3 separate regions of the Homo sapiens genome follow, and regions 2 and 3 are each linked to region 1. A link is a contact called in ENCODE Hi-C or POLR2A ChIA-PET data. All regions are on one chromosome and are shown on one strand. Each heading gives the region's core, a stretch centred on a gene start or an enhancer-like site at or near the end of the contact. The rest is flanking DNA. Distances are from core to core; before and after follow the strand shown. Region 1 holds the start of ZNF292 (zinc finger protein 292). Region 2 overlaps LOC101928911 (a long non-coding RNA gene). Region 3 overlaps LOC101928911 (a long non-coding RNA gene).

Evidence for each region. Hi-C counts contacts between places; a loop is a spot of excess contacts on that map. ChIA-PET counts read pairs that join two places held with the same protein, here RNA polymerase II (POLR2A). Pooled maps may share reads with other maps.
Region 2: a pooled map shows a loop between it and region 1 (7-fold over the local background). The contact joins the enhancer-like site here to the promoter of ZNF292 in region 1. A Hi-C loop is called at or near these places in 5 of 37 single-sample maps with no recorded cell type and 6 of 50 pooled maps.
Region 3: a pooled map shows a loop between it and region 1 (5-fold over the local background). The contact joins the enhancer-like site here to the promoter of ZNF292 in region 1. A Hi-C loop is called at or near these places in 1 of 168 maps with a recorded cell type or tissue (HCT116), 10 of 37 single-sample maps with no recorded cell type and 10 of 50 pooled maps. POLR2A ChIA-PET finds 5 or more read pairs at or near these places in 1 of 52 experiments (GM12878).

Annotation. Positions count from the first base shown.
Region 1 is chr6:87,153,305-87,157,472 of GRCh38, forward strand. It overlaps ZNF292 (zinc finger protein 292), which reads left to right and starts at 2,261. Exons shown (of 8, transcript NM_015021.3): 1 at 2,261-2,455. The coding sequence starts at 2,288. It overlaps LOC124901355 (translation initiation factor IF-2-like), which reads right to left and starts at 1,943. Exons shown (of 2, transcript XM_047419630.1): 1 at 1,672-1,943. RefSeq lists enhancers at 1,799-1,958, 2,229-2,568, 3,080-3,687.
Region 2 is chr6:87,902,855-87,907,022 of GRCh38, forward strand. All of the region lies in intron 2 of LOC101928911 (a long non-coding RNA gene), which reads left to right. Among named protein-coding and RNA genes, the nearest start is that of SPACA1, 140 kb to the right of the region's middle. RefSeq lists an enhancer at 2,350-2,599. Within about 2 kb of position 2,442, at least 2 of the 41 ENCODE cell types and tissues checked have a DNase peak (open chromatin) inside an H3K27ac peak, as active enhancers do.
Region 3 is chr6:87,794,739-87,798,906 of GRCh38, forward strand. All of the region lies in intron 2 of LOC101928911 (a long non-coding RNA gene), which reads left to right. Among named protein-coding and RNA genes, the nearest start is that of AKIRIN2, 95 kb to the left of the region's middle. RefSeq lists enhancers at 1,133-1,634, 1,635-2,134, 2,089-2,188, 3,986-4,168. Within about 2 kb of position 1,914, at least 5 of the 41 ENCODE cell types and tissues checked have a DNase peak (open chromatin) inside an H3K27ac peak, as active enhancers do; they include GM12878, where a contact is called at or near this core.

The sequences.
Region 1 (4,168 bases), core at 1,011-3,510:
GCAAATATCAAGTACACAATAAATGAGTGTTAATTACACCACTCACCCCCAATCCTTACATTTCCTGTAGGCTCTAAATATTTCTATGTGTGTGCAAAGGAGAAGAAATGGAGGAATGTGGACATAGGGTTCACAGATACTAAATAAACATAAAGACATGGCCATCCATGCTGATGGACATTTACCAGATAGTAATGGTGCTCAGAATCAATTTGCTAATCAAGTCTCCATAGTTTTAGGGTTGTTATGTGCAAGAGGTAGGAATGACCTACATTATCAGGCAATTCTCTTAAAAATCAATATCTGGATATATATGTCTCCCACCCCTCAACCCCCATTTTTTCTTTCTTTCTATAGATTAGGTGTGGTGTAAACCATTATACTTGAAGTGGAAATGAGCTTGCTAACCTGTGATACCTTACCTTGGATTTACGGGTACATTTGGCTAACCTCATATTTCCCTTTTTGCATTTTTTCACTGGAATCCTAAGATAACATAAACTGGTGAAACCTGGTTTGGGTATCTAAAATACTTAACTTGGGAAAGTGAACTGAAAATATTAAAAATCATTAGCTGCCTTAATTGTTCCTTTTTCAACTCAGTGATACTATTATATCCTCTCTTCTCAGCCTTTGAATGTACTTCCCAGTCTCTTCCATGAGTAAACATTTGAAGATTAAACATTTGAAGATTCTACCTTGTTAATATGTAATATTAACTGATACTGTTTTTCATAAGGGGTTTAACTGTGCCTGGTCACCTTATATAATGCCGCTTTAAAAACATCACCATCACTGATGCGTTATAAAACATTTATTCTGGACAACATAGTATGTAGAACACTTTCCATTAATTACTAGAAATCTTTTGAAGAGGACGCTGCCCACAATGGGAAGTATTTTTATTTTAGATCCTTGTACTAAAAAAATATACTTCACTCAGAGTAAATGAAAAGACTGGGTGCCTCATCAATATCATTGTTTCTAAATTTCTGTAGACTATTCAGTTGCAAGAGAGATAGGTCTTTTGTCTAATGCTCTAACGGTAAAAAAAATATTAGTTTTATTAAGAACTTTAGGGTTAAGCTCTTGGATTTTTGTAGCACCTCTTCTACTCTTTTGTTCAAGTGCCAAGTATTAATTCTTTTCAGCTTGTAAGTAAAATGTGGTTCAGAATGCTACCTCTATTTGTAGCATTAGGAAAAAAAAATGCTGTAGATATTTATAATAATTCTCGACAATATTGTTTTATTTTAGCATCAATTTCCTCTCCTCCGTTATGATTTTTAATGGAGTCCTTATTGGTGTTTTTTTTTTCCTTGACCTACTTTCTTTTCAATAGCTTTCATATATAGCCTGTTGTCATTGTTGGTGATTTCTGTAGAGTGTAGTAGAGTCTAAATCACGGTGAAACAGAGTAGTTAGTTATCACTTATTCTAGAAATGTTTTCGTGGTTTAAAAGTCATCTGGTCTGTTCATATTCTGACTTCTTTTAAACTATGCTTTTCATGAATTTGCTCCGTTCTCCAGACTGAGGATTGAACCTCATTCTGCTCTGACCCAATTGTTCTTTTCCTTTGTTGCCTCCACCCCCTAGAGAATGTGTTTCCAGGGGACAGGCGTTCTTGGTGCTGAAGAGGAGGAGAGTCAAGTGAGACGAGATCTGGTACCTCACGCACTAGATCCCTCCTCTCCGGCCTGGTGAGAAGTCAGAGACAATTTTGACAGTTCATAGTCCTGCCTTGGCTCTCACGCTTGCGGTCCATGGGCGGGTTTTACCTTCTCTCTCTTCCTCTGCTTCTGGCCTGCTTACAGGCCAACAGCAAATGCAGCCATTGCCCGAGACCACTCAGAACTCTCCCTGTGCCATCCTCTTGGGGAACAGGAGGATATGTCCGTAGAAGACTTCGTGGACTGGGGAAAGCCACGCCGGGATCGGGACGCCGGAGAGGGTCGCCCCTCCCTAGGCTTTTTCCCGTCGCGGCGCCCACGTGACCGAGAGCAGGCCTTCACCAGCCCGCCCCTTTCGGCCGCTGCTGCCCACTTCCCGCTCGGGGTAAGTAAACCGCCGTTTTCCGCACCGCCCCAACCCCGCCCTTCTCCTTTCCCCTTGCCTTCACCTCCCTCGGGCTCTCTCGCGCCACTCTCCCCACCCCCATATCTTCCCCATCGGGCCCTTTGTACGTGCTCGGCGCCGTGCAAGCGCGCCCGGCACGTGACCCCGCCGAACGTGGCATTGTGTTATCACGTGACCCAGGTGCGTACGCGACGGAGCGGGGTGTGAAGATGGCGGACGAAGAGGCCGAGCAGGAGAGGTTGAGTTGCGGCGAAGGCGGCTGCGTCGCGGAGCTGCAGCGCCTGGGCGAGCGGCTCCAGGAGCTGGAGCTACAGCTGCGGGAGAGCCGGGTACCGGCCGTGGAAGCGGCCACCGACTACTGTCAGCAGCTGTGCCAGGTGAGGGCGCCCGGTGGTCCCCTCCCCCTTTCCCCAGCTAGAGGGGGAAGAGGGCGAGCGAGCGCTAGGCGGCCGAGAGGTGGTCGCCGCTTCCTTGGCATCATCGGCGCCTCCGCCTGGGTGGGAGCGGGAGTAGAAGGAAGGCGCCTTTGTGTGGCTGCAGTTGTGGCGGTTGTTGTCGTCTGCAGCTCCTGGCTGGGGGAAGGGAGTTGCGGTCAAGGCGGAAAATCCCCCCTCCCCTTTCCTTCCCTGAACTCGGGACTGCGCGGTCCCCGCGGCTGAGGAAATGTACACGGTGCGGATTGGAGAGAGTAGGAGAATGGAGGCCAGGTTCTCTTCCTCCTCCTCCTTTTATTGTGCACTGGGGATTACCGCGCCTCCCGCCTCTGCGCCTCTGCTTCCCACTCCGACGGGCCTCCGCCCCCACTGGTTTGATTCCTTTGCCTTCCCCTGCTTTCATCCGTCCCGCCCCCCAGCCCCGGCCCTGTCCTGGCTGTCTCCGGGCCTTTGTTGTTCGAGTTTCGCCTTAGGACTGAAGGGGCCTTTGTTGATGTTCGGAGGAGCAGTCCCCGCCGACCCCTTCTAGTTGAGCTAGACGTTCGGGAGGGGGTGCTTGGCGGAGGTTGTCCCCTCCTGCCCATACTTGCTTGCTTGGTGCATCACTTCTGTGGTAAAGCTTTATCTCCTTAGTGTAGAGGAGCTGTGCCTGTACATCTGTCTCAGGTTGAGTGTCCTTTTGGGGCGGTTTTTCCAGAGTCCGTTTCTCATTTGCTTTCGCCCTTCGAGGAGTATGATTTCCACTATCCTTTCTGTCCCGATCACCCCCTCACCCCTGTTTCTTGGAGTCCTTCCTATTTGGCTTCCTGATGAAGTGGGAGAAGACTGAGGTTCATGTGGATCTGTGCTTTGGGTAGTTTCAAATCTTTTCTTTGCTTGCCCAAGGGCACTGCTCACCAGTGACTGCATTCTAACCAGAATTTGGAATGTTAATAACACTGTTTGCTAGTGATGAAAATCATTTCATCCATGGTGAAAATCGGAGAGTTTGGGACTACATTTGCACTTCATTACGAGCCTTACACTTAGGTTTAAAATTTCAAGGTAGTGTTGCTGGCTCTGGTGAAGACTTTGATTTGATTGTCTTGAGGAGGAAAAAGAAGACACAATTTACACAGGTCATATTTAGAGTTAACTTGTGAGTGTATCATTACAGAGAATTCGTTTTGGAAAAATACTGATCTTAACGTAGAACAATGGTTGACCATTTTAGCTGAGTAGATTACATTTTCACTTATTTTTTAGCTTCCAAATATTGAAATATTTTCTTTATTATGTCGGGGATACGTGATCACATACAAAAGAATCTCCGTTGCTGTATGCACTTTATTGTCACAAATTATTTGATGGCTGTTCATAATCTTAAAAACAAAAACTGTGAGATCAAGTGGTGACGTCTAGGAGGATGTGCAATGTGAAAGCTCCCTACTTAGGTAAATAGGTCTGGTGAGTACCTGTGGCAAAATTAAAGTCTCATTCCTTTGAATTTTAATATTTAAAAATTGTTGAAATTTCTCAGTTTCTCTACTTTGCAGTACCCACTCATTCTTAATTGGTCTTTAAAGATTTATTTTAGAGATAAAAAAATTTCTCTAAGATACCCATAATAGGAAGTATTTCATTTGTAAGTCGAATCAGTTTTTATATAATAATCAG
Region 2 (4,168 bases), core at 1,192-3,691, 750 kb after region 1:
AAAAAGAAAGGAGAAAATTTTAAACTGTTGTTATCACTTTATCCTTTAACTTTAAAAAGAGTGCCCATTTTTTTTCAAATCTGAGAAATTGTACCCACATTTAATTTGCACTTAAAATCTTTTTTAGGATTAGAAATATTTATGTAATTCTTGCTCATTGTAAAAATGTTAACAACATTAACACATTTACAGTGAAGGCAAGTTTTTCTTCTGTGTACCTCAGACCTCCTTGAAGGCAACCACTGTTATCAGTGACTCCTCCACTTCCAGAGGTATTCTGTGAGCCTACATGCTGGGCATTTCATTATTTTTCTTCCAACTTCTTCCTCTCCATTTGTTAGACCAGTAGTGCTCAAGTGCTATTGTACAAACACTAGGGGAATTGCTTAGAAATGCAGATTTCCTAGTCCTTTTCCCAGAAATTCTGATTTTGTGGGCCTGGGTGAGTTCAAGGAGTCTGTATGAGTAACTGACCAGGTGATTCTGAAGCACACACCCTACTTGGAGATACTGTTTTAGAAAATAATTAGGGTCTCACTGCCCTGGGGATGAATCTGGTTGAGGTGTAGGAATCTCTCATAATGCCATGTCTATTTTTCGAGTCTTTGACCTTTACCGGGGCCACCTTCCCTTTGGTTTCCATGGTGACGCACGGAGGTCTTCCACATGTAATTAGTCTAAGGATCTTGATTCGTTCCATCGCCTCTCACTGACCGTTCGAGTGCTGCGCTGCAGTGTTATTAGCAAGGCTGAGAAAACTCAATTTGTTTTCTTTCTTCCTCCACTTATGTGATTATAGTTAACATCAGTTTTCTTATATCTCTGAGGAATAAGTAACGGTCGCGAAACTGCAGACTTTTGAGAGATGACAGTAACTTAGACATTGTTTCAGCCAGTCTTTAGATGGGAAAACTGAGTCCCAGAGAAATTAAGAAACTTGTCCAAGATAACAAAATAAATTAATGGCAGAGCTGACTAGAAACTTGGTTTACTAACTCTACATCTGGTGCTTTTTTTCTCATTTTGGTGGCAGCTAAAATCTCAGAGTCTCTGAAAATTATTCAAACAGTTCCTGTTCCCCAGTCCACCTGCCCCCTTGAAATACATCCTCGGTTCCCTGTTTCCCTAGACCTTTCCTGGGCCACACCAGCCCTGGTTGGTTGTCTTGCTCAGTGCAGTGACAGGGTGAATTATTTCTGCATTCTTGAATGTAGCAAAACTTATCTACTTGAACCTCAGGTCACCAAATATAAAGCAATTTTGAACTGAAGGGGTTGTGGATACTTTAAGTCTCTGTGGGAATACAGGAGCTCACAATTCTTATTCTCAGCTTCCTCAAACAAAGGCTCAAGGAACAGTCCTCATTACTTTTCAGAGGTTGGGGGAGGGTTAAGGTCAGGAAGAGGTTGCTGAGTTTACAGTCTCATCCTGTCTCCCTCCTCCTATTGACAAGTCATCAGGATGGTTTATAGATTACTGCCTTACTTTAAGGCCTGTTTGTTGATGTTTGCAGACATTTATCCAATCTCAAGAAACTCAAGGGACCTGATTTCAACTTCAAATTATATATTATCCATATTTGGGATGGAATGGGCAATTTTAATAGAGAAACCCTATCAATCAGGCCAGGGAATAAATAGGAGGGCTTTGATTTATATACTGTGTTGAAATCATCTATATTGATTTAAAATTTTTAAAGTTCCTATGAATGTAATATTTTAACCTGAATATGATTCTTAACAATCCCCTCTCCTCAAATTGTATTCTTCTATTTTTTTTAACCTTTGGTGAAATATTAACTTACTGTACCATGCATTGATAATGTCCCCAGAGGTTAGCCAGGAGAAATATCAGCGTGTCCTTGGAGAGCTTGTCTATCCTGATGAGAACAAAAATTCTAGGACAAAAAGGCTCAATTCCTGAAATAATTACAGTAACTTCAGAAAGGAAATTAAGTATCTATTGAAAGATACACTTAGTAGAATAGTGACTTTTCCTACACATTTAAAATTTAGATACTATATTCAGGAAAAGGGAATTTACCAGGGTTTTTGGATGCAAATGATGAGAAATTAGTTAGTATCTGCAAGCCTGTAAGTACAATATAGTTTTGTACTTATGTAATTAGAGCTGTTTGTGAATCACTCTAATGTCACGTCTGATAGCTATAGTCCTTCAAAGGGGTATTTACATTAAGCCTGATGATAGGTACAGGCATGGAGACAATGAAATTCATTTTATCTATTGTAACATGCAGCCAGTAAATTAGCTTCCCTTTAACTTATGCTACGAAATGATGCTATTTAGTTTATGTGCATTATTCTTGGACTTCTGCATTCCTGGGAAAAGGTTGTCAAAGGTTGTATTAGCTGTGCAGTGAGGCAGCACAGCATGTCCAGGCACATACTCAGGTTAAAACCCTGCTGTACACATCTGCTGTCATTACCCTTTGCATCTTTGCTGATAATTTTTAAGAACCAAAACTGTATGTTGCTATTTTTAGTCCACTTACTTTCTGTTGAGGGTGATGGTCATTATTCTGACATTTCGTGACATATATGTCCACCCCCTGCTCCCCTGCATCAAAATAGATATGTTTTCATACCTACCACACAATCCAGCTGGGCTCAATTTGCATTTAGTTCTCTGGGGAGAGTTAATAATTTTATTTTCAAAAGGTCACTTGCTGACACACAACCTATAAAATAGTTAGCTACCCAAGATTCTTTTCACTCATTCCTCAAATACTTGGTTTAGTTTGGTCTTTTTAATTCACTACTGAAAATCCATTGCCTCTAGGAATTTCAATATTGCATTACAGCATAACAAACTATCCAATATCACTAATGGCCTATTTAGGAATGAAATGCTTTTTTTTTTTCTGGTTTTAAGCAATTTCTAATTTTGAAGGGGATCAGGCACCATCTACAAGGATAGAGTTAATAGCTCCCTGAAGGGACACATCACTAGCCAGGTCATAAAAATCATGCATGCTTTGCTCTTTCAGCCATAAGGCAAGAGGAAAACAAATACGCCTATTTTCCCTCTGCATTACCTTTGTGGTCTGAGGATGTTTGAAAAATTACAGCCATTATATTATTATTATTATTGTTATTTTTTACAATGTTTCTGAAATATGCATTTTTATTCATGTTTATCTATTTATATCTGGTATTTATCTATTTATGTCCTTTCCTCAAGAATTTACTCTCTAAGATGTCTTCTTTCAAAATCATATCCAAAACAGAACGCAAGTGCTGGGATGAATATAATATATACCATTTGAGAATTTGCCAGGCGTAACTATTAACTGGAAGATTCAAGCAAAGAACTAGTTAGTAAGGGAAGAAATTACTCAACATATTTGTTTTGGCTGCTCACATCAATCAGATTTGTGAGATAATAGCTTTAATTCCTTGTGATGAAACACACCAATCCTTTTCTGTATTACAAATGTACCCCAGTTTGACTAAGACAAAAATCAATCTAAATGCAGTGCATTTGCTTTGTCATTGTAAATGGTGCTTGGGTAATGAGCCCCTCAGGGATGGACGGGAGAGAACAGAGCAGTAGAGGAGGAAACAGGAGTGGGTGGGCTAAGGGCAAGGTTTATGATCCAACCTAGAAATCAGGAGGGAAGACATTGGGAAAACATTTCAGTATTCGAAGAGAGGGCCAGACAGTGAGGTGAAGAAGACCCAACAGAACTGGACTTAAGGTGGGGAGGGGGAAAGATGTCATAAAGGTGTTTAGGATGCTCCCCCTATGGGGCTGCAGGCACAGGGAGAGGTGTGTATCGTTAAGTGGCTGCAGGGAAGCACCTTGGATTCAAATCCAAGGTCTTCACCTGAAACCTAAGCAGATTTGGAAAGAACTTAATTGTTCTTAAGAGGAAAGGAGCTAGTGTTTTTTGAGCTCTTCCAAATGGGCCTGGCCTTCCACAGATGTCATCTCATTTAATTCCGCACAGCATCCCTATGAAGTAAATTACAATAATAATAGCTAACATCCTTTACACGCTTAGTATGTGCCTGGCACAGCACACTAAGTGCTCGTTTTGCATTGCCTCTTCCTAACAGCCCTTTCTAATTGAGGAAACAGATTTGAAGATGGGGGTAATTTACTCAAGGAATTTAAATCCAAATATGTTTGGATCCAGGAGCTGGAA
Region 3 (4,168 bases), core at 664-3,163, 640 kb after region 1:
TTTTTGTATTTTTAGTAGAGACGGGGTTTCACCATGTTGGCCAGGCTGGTCTCAAACTTCTGACCTCAAGTGATCCACCCACATCAGCCTCTCAAAGTGCTGGGATTACAGGTGTGAGCCACTGCAGCTGGTCTCTTTTCTTCCCTGTTTGGCTTGCTGTTCCTGAAGGGTAGAGACTTTTGATTACTTTAGACCCCACAATGTGTAGTCCCTACTCAGTTTGCAGTAGCTGAAGAATGAGTGAGTAGCTCTGCCTGAGGGAGCTGAGGAAGGCATCCTGAAGGATGATCAGGCATTTGTCAGGCAGATGACGGGGAAGACATTCTAAGGAAAAAGCTTGGGTGAGTTCAGGAGTCTGCTTCGCCCTTATGGGTGTGGTCATGCTTAAGGACAGAGGAAGCACGCAGTGGCATTCACTTTTGCCCTGGAGGTTATCTGAGCAGAGAGAATATCTCACAAACTAATGCCAAGGCCACTTCTCTATTGTCTATGGGTTAATGCCAGCCCTGTTAGGGACTATCCAGTGAATTAAAAAAGCCCTGCCAACCCCAGGCGAGGGTTGGGAAGCAGTGTTAGTAGCACCTGGGGGTCTGGGGATGACTCATCGCACAGGTATCATTAACCCCCATTCATTCACTCGTTAATGAAGAAATAAGAGCAGGAATTTGGCAGAGGGACAGTTCTAGACTCAAGTCCATCTCTCACTCTAACTGGCTCAGTGATCTTAAGCAGGCATCTAACTTTTTTGAGCCTCCGTTTCTTTACCATTTCTATAAAATGGTAATAATAACACCTTGGAGGCTGGTTTTACGAGTTAAATATGATCATATACATTAAGCATATGTATAGTAACTGGTACAGCTTAGAGATTAAGGCATGCTAATTCCCTTTCTTCTTCTCTACAAACATTTGGAGGAGCTACTGACTACAAGGCATTATGCCAGGCAGGGAGGAAACAAAGGTAAATCCATTGTACACGGATTATGTCCTCTGGGAGCCTGCAGCCCAGTAATGGAGGAGATAAAGTCAATGGTAAGTGCACAGATAGTTACAACACAAGACAGAGAGCGTGAGGTACCATGAGAGGTGGAACCAAGATTGCAACGGGAAGGCCATGTCTATGCCCTATGTGTCTGCTTGTGAACTGACCTTCTTCATGGTTGGCAGTGCCCCTTACTGGATTAAAGGATGTTCTATGTTGTTTGTTACAACATGTTGGTGTCTTTAATTTGGAAGTTAAAAGAAAAAATAACAGAAAGGAGTTTTTGCTTCTATGAGGAAGGGGTACTTTATCAAAATTACCCAACACCATCCCTGAACTACGGGTGAGGACAAACCTGGCTCCCCCAATCTTTGCTGGAGAGCCGAAGCCTCTTCGGGTCCCATTGGGTCCAAGTGCAGCAGAACCTGGCTCTTTGGATCAGCGACATTAATCTGCTTTGTTTTATCTGCGGTGTCACAAAGTTTAGTTGAATGATCTGATAGAAAGTACAAACCGGCCGGGTGCAGTGGCTCACACCTCTAATCCTAGCACTTTGGGAGGCCGAGGTGGGCGGATTGCCTGAGCTCAGGGTTTTGAGACCAGCCTGAGCAACATGGTGAAACCCCCTCTCTACTAAAAGACAAGAGAAACTAGCCGGGCATGGCGGCGTGTGCCTGTAGTCCCAGCTACTCAGGAGGCTGAGGCAGGAGAATTACTTGAAACCGGGAGGCGGAGGTTGCAGTGAGCCGAGATCGCACCACTGCACCACTCCAGCCTGGGCAACAGAGCGAGACTCCGTCTCTAAAAAAAAAAGAAAGTACAAACCACAGCCTGACTCTGAGAATAACTGGGAGGAATCCCCTGCTGTCACACACTGGGAATCAGAGCGGCACATCCTGCCCTTGCAGGGCCCTGAGGCTCTAAAAGCAACATGTTCCAATTGGAAGCATATATTCTGCAAGGGTTTGTCTCCAGGCAGCGCTACAGCCTCCTCTTCTGGCACCATAGAGACTGTTGCTTCTGTCAGGATTTCTGGCACCAGCAAAAGTGAAAGGGAACAGGACCAACTACGCTTCCCTGAGCAAGGTGGATCTTCTGGGCAGCACCTTGGTGAGAATACACACCACTGAGCAGCCTAGACTGGTGCTGATTAGGTGAAGGGTGGGCGGCCAGAAGGACAGATTTTCATGTGTGTGTGTGTGTGTGTGTGTGTGTGTGTGAGTGAGAAACATAACTCAATGCTTCATCTCCCCTGCCTACATTACATTCACACTTTGTGAATCTGACAGCCTGTGGGTTTGGGCTGTATTTGCAGCTTTATTAGGCATTGCAGCAACTGAACAGGCTTTTCTTCTTCTTCCTTTTTTTTTTTTTTCTTTGAAACTACAGTTTCCCCTAGCTTGTGTTAAAATTCTCAGACTTTTCTTTTTTTAACCCCCTCCCCTTTTTAAAAGTTGTGAAATATGGTAGAGTGACTGAAAAGATTAGAGAATAAATGTACAGCAGAATGAAGGGAACACCCTGATGACTATCATTCTGATCAAGAATAGAGCATCTCTAGCTCCCAGAACACATCCCTCCTCCATACACCCCTTCCCTGTCACACCCCCACTCTGCCCCGATTTTACTTTTTCTTCCATTTAAAGATGTGTATGTATGTATGTATTTATTTATATTTATTATTATTTTTTTAAAGTGGAGATTCGCTTTTTGCCCAGGCTGGAGTGCAATGGCATGATCTCGACTCACTGCAACCTCCACCTCCTGGGTCCAAATGATTCTTCTCCCTCAGCCTCCTGAGTAGCTGGGTTTACAGGCACGCACCACCATGTCCGGCTAATTTTGTATTTTTGGTAGAGATGGGGTTTCACCATGTTGGCCAGGCTGGTCTCGAAGTCCTGACCTCAGGTGATCCACCCCCCTCAGCCTCCCAAAGTGCTGGGATTACAGTCATGAGCCACTGTGCCCGGCCTTGAATTTTTTATACAGTTAAAATGCATGTCCATTTTTGGGAAAAAATACATAAAATACAGACTATTGATGAAAAATATATCACCCATGATTTTTCCTTGCCCAGGGTCATGTTAACATTTTGTGAAATATCCTACAACACATTTAAATATGTATTTATGCTTTCTATAATTAAAAATGGACCACATGAGAAATGTTTTCAATAATATTTGGTGAAAATATTTGCATCTCCATATAGCTCTGCTGCAAGGTATTTGGTAAGATCCAAATATCTGGGTGTGCTACTAGAAACCATTTTTATAAATAATGTTGAAATGAACAGGTTTGTGTATAGATCTTGAAGTACCCAGCTGATAACTTCCTTGAGATCAAAAGGAAATTCGTGGATCAACCAGCGTGCATTTTTATAAGACATTTAATTCACATTGCCAACTTGCTGTATGAGCCCATTTATATAAATTTCAAAACACTCAAGGCTAAATTACAGTGTTTCTAGGTGAATAGTTAGGTTACAAAAGTAATGGAAATGATGTACCAATTCACCCTCCCACTAGAATTGTACAAGAATGCCTCTTTTCCTACATCTTTGCTAACATTGGGTATCATTAATTTTTTTTCACAGAAAGTCTTTTAGTTTCTTCTGAAGGAGTGAAGCCCTTGTCCTCCCTGATTTTAATGTAATTGTTTCTTTGCTTCTCTTTTATGCTTTTGCTGCCTAACTATTCACCCTAGAAACATTATAATTTAGTCTTGCATGTTTTTAAATTTATATAAATGAGATTATGTAGCATTTATTATTTTACTCCTGGCTTCTTTCATCCATTATTATGCCTGTTAAATACATCTATGTGGTCACATGGAGCTGTGTCATGTCCATTTTCATGGATATATATTATTCCATTGTTAGAACACCCAGCAATGTATTCATTCTATTGTTGCTGGACATTTTAGCTGTTTCTAGCTTTTGACTCCTATCAAGAATGCTGCTGAGAACCTTCTTATACAGGTTTCCTGTGCACAAGCTTTTTTTAAAAGGACAGCTGTGATTCCACTTTATGTCACTGGGAACTGGAGCCTTTTGGTAACAATGAGATGCAGGGATCTAACTGTGTATTCAGGATGCTGCTCTAGCCCATTTCCTGCTTGCCACGGGGTATGTGGATGGGGCTGGAGGTCATTCTTATTAAAATTCTTCCTAAAAATCAAGGCAGAAAG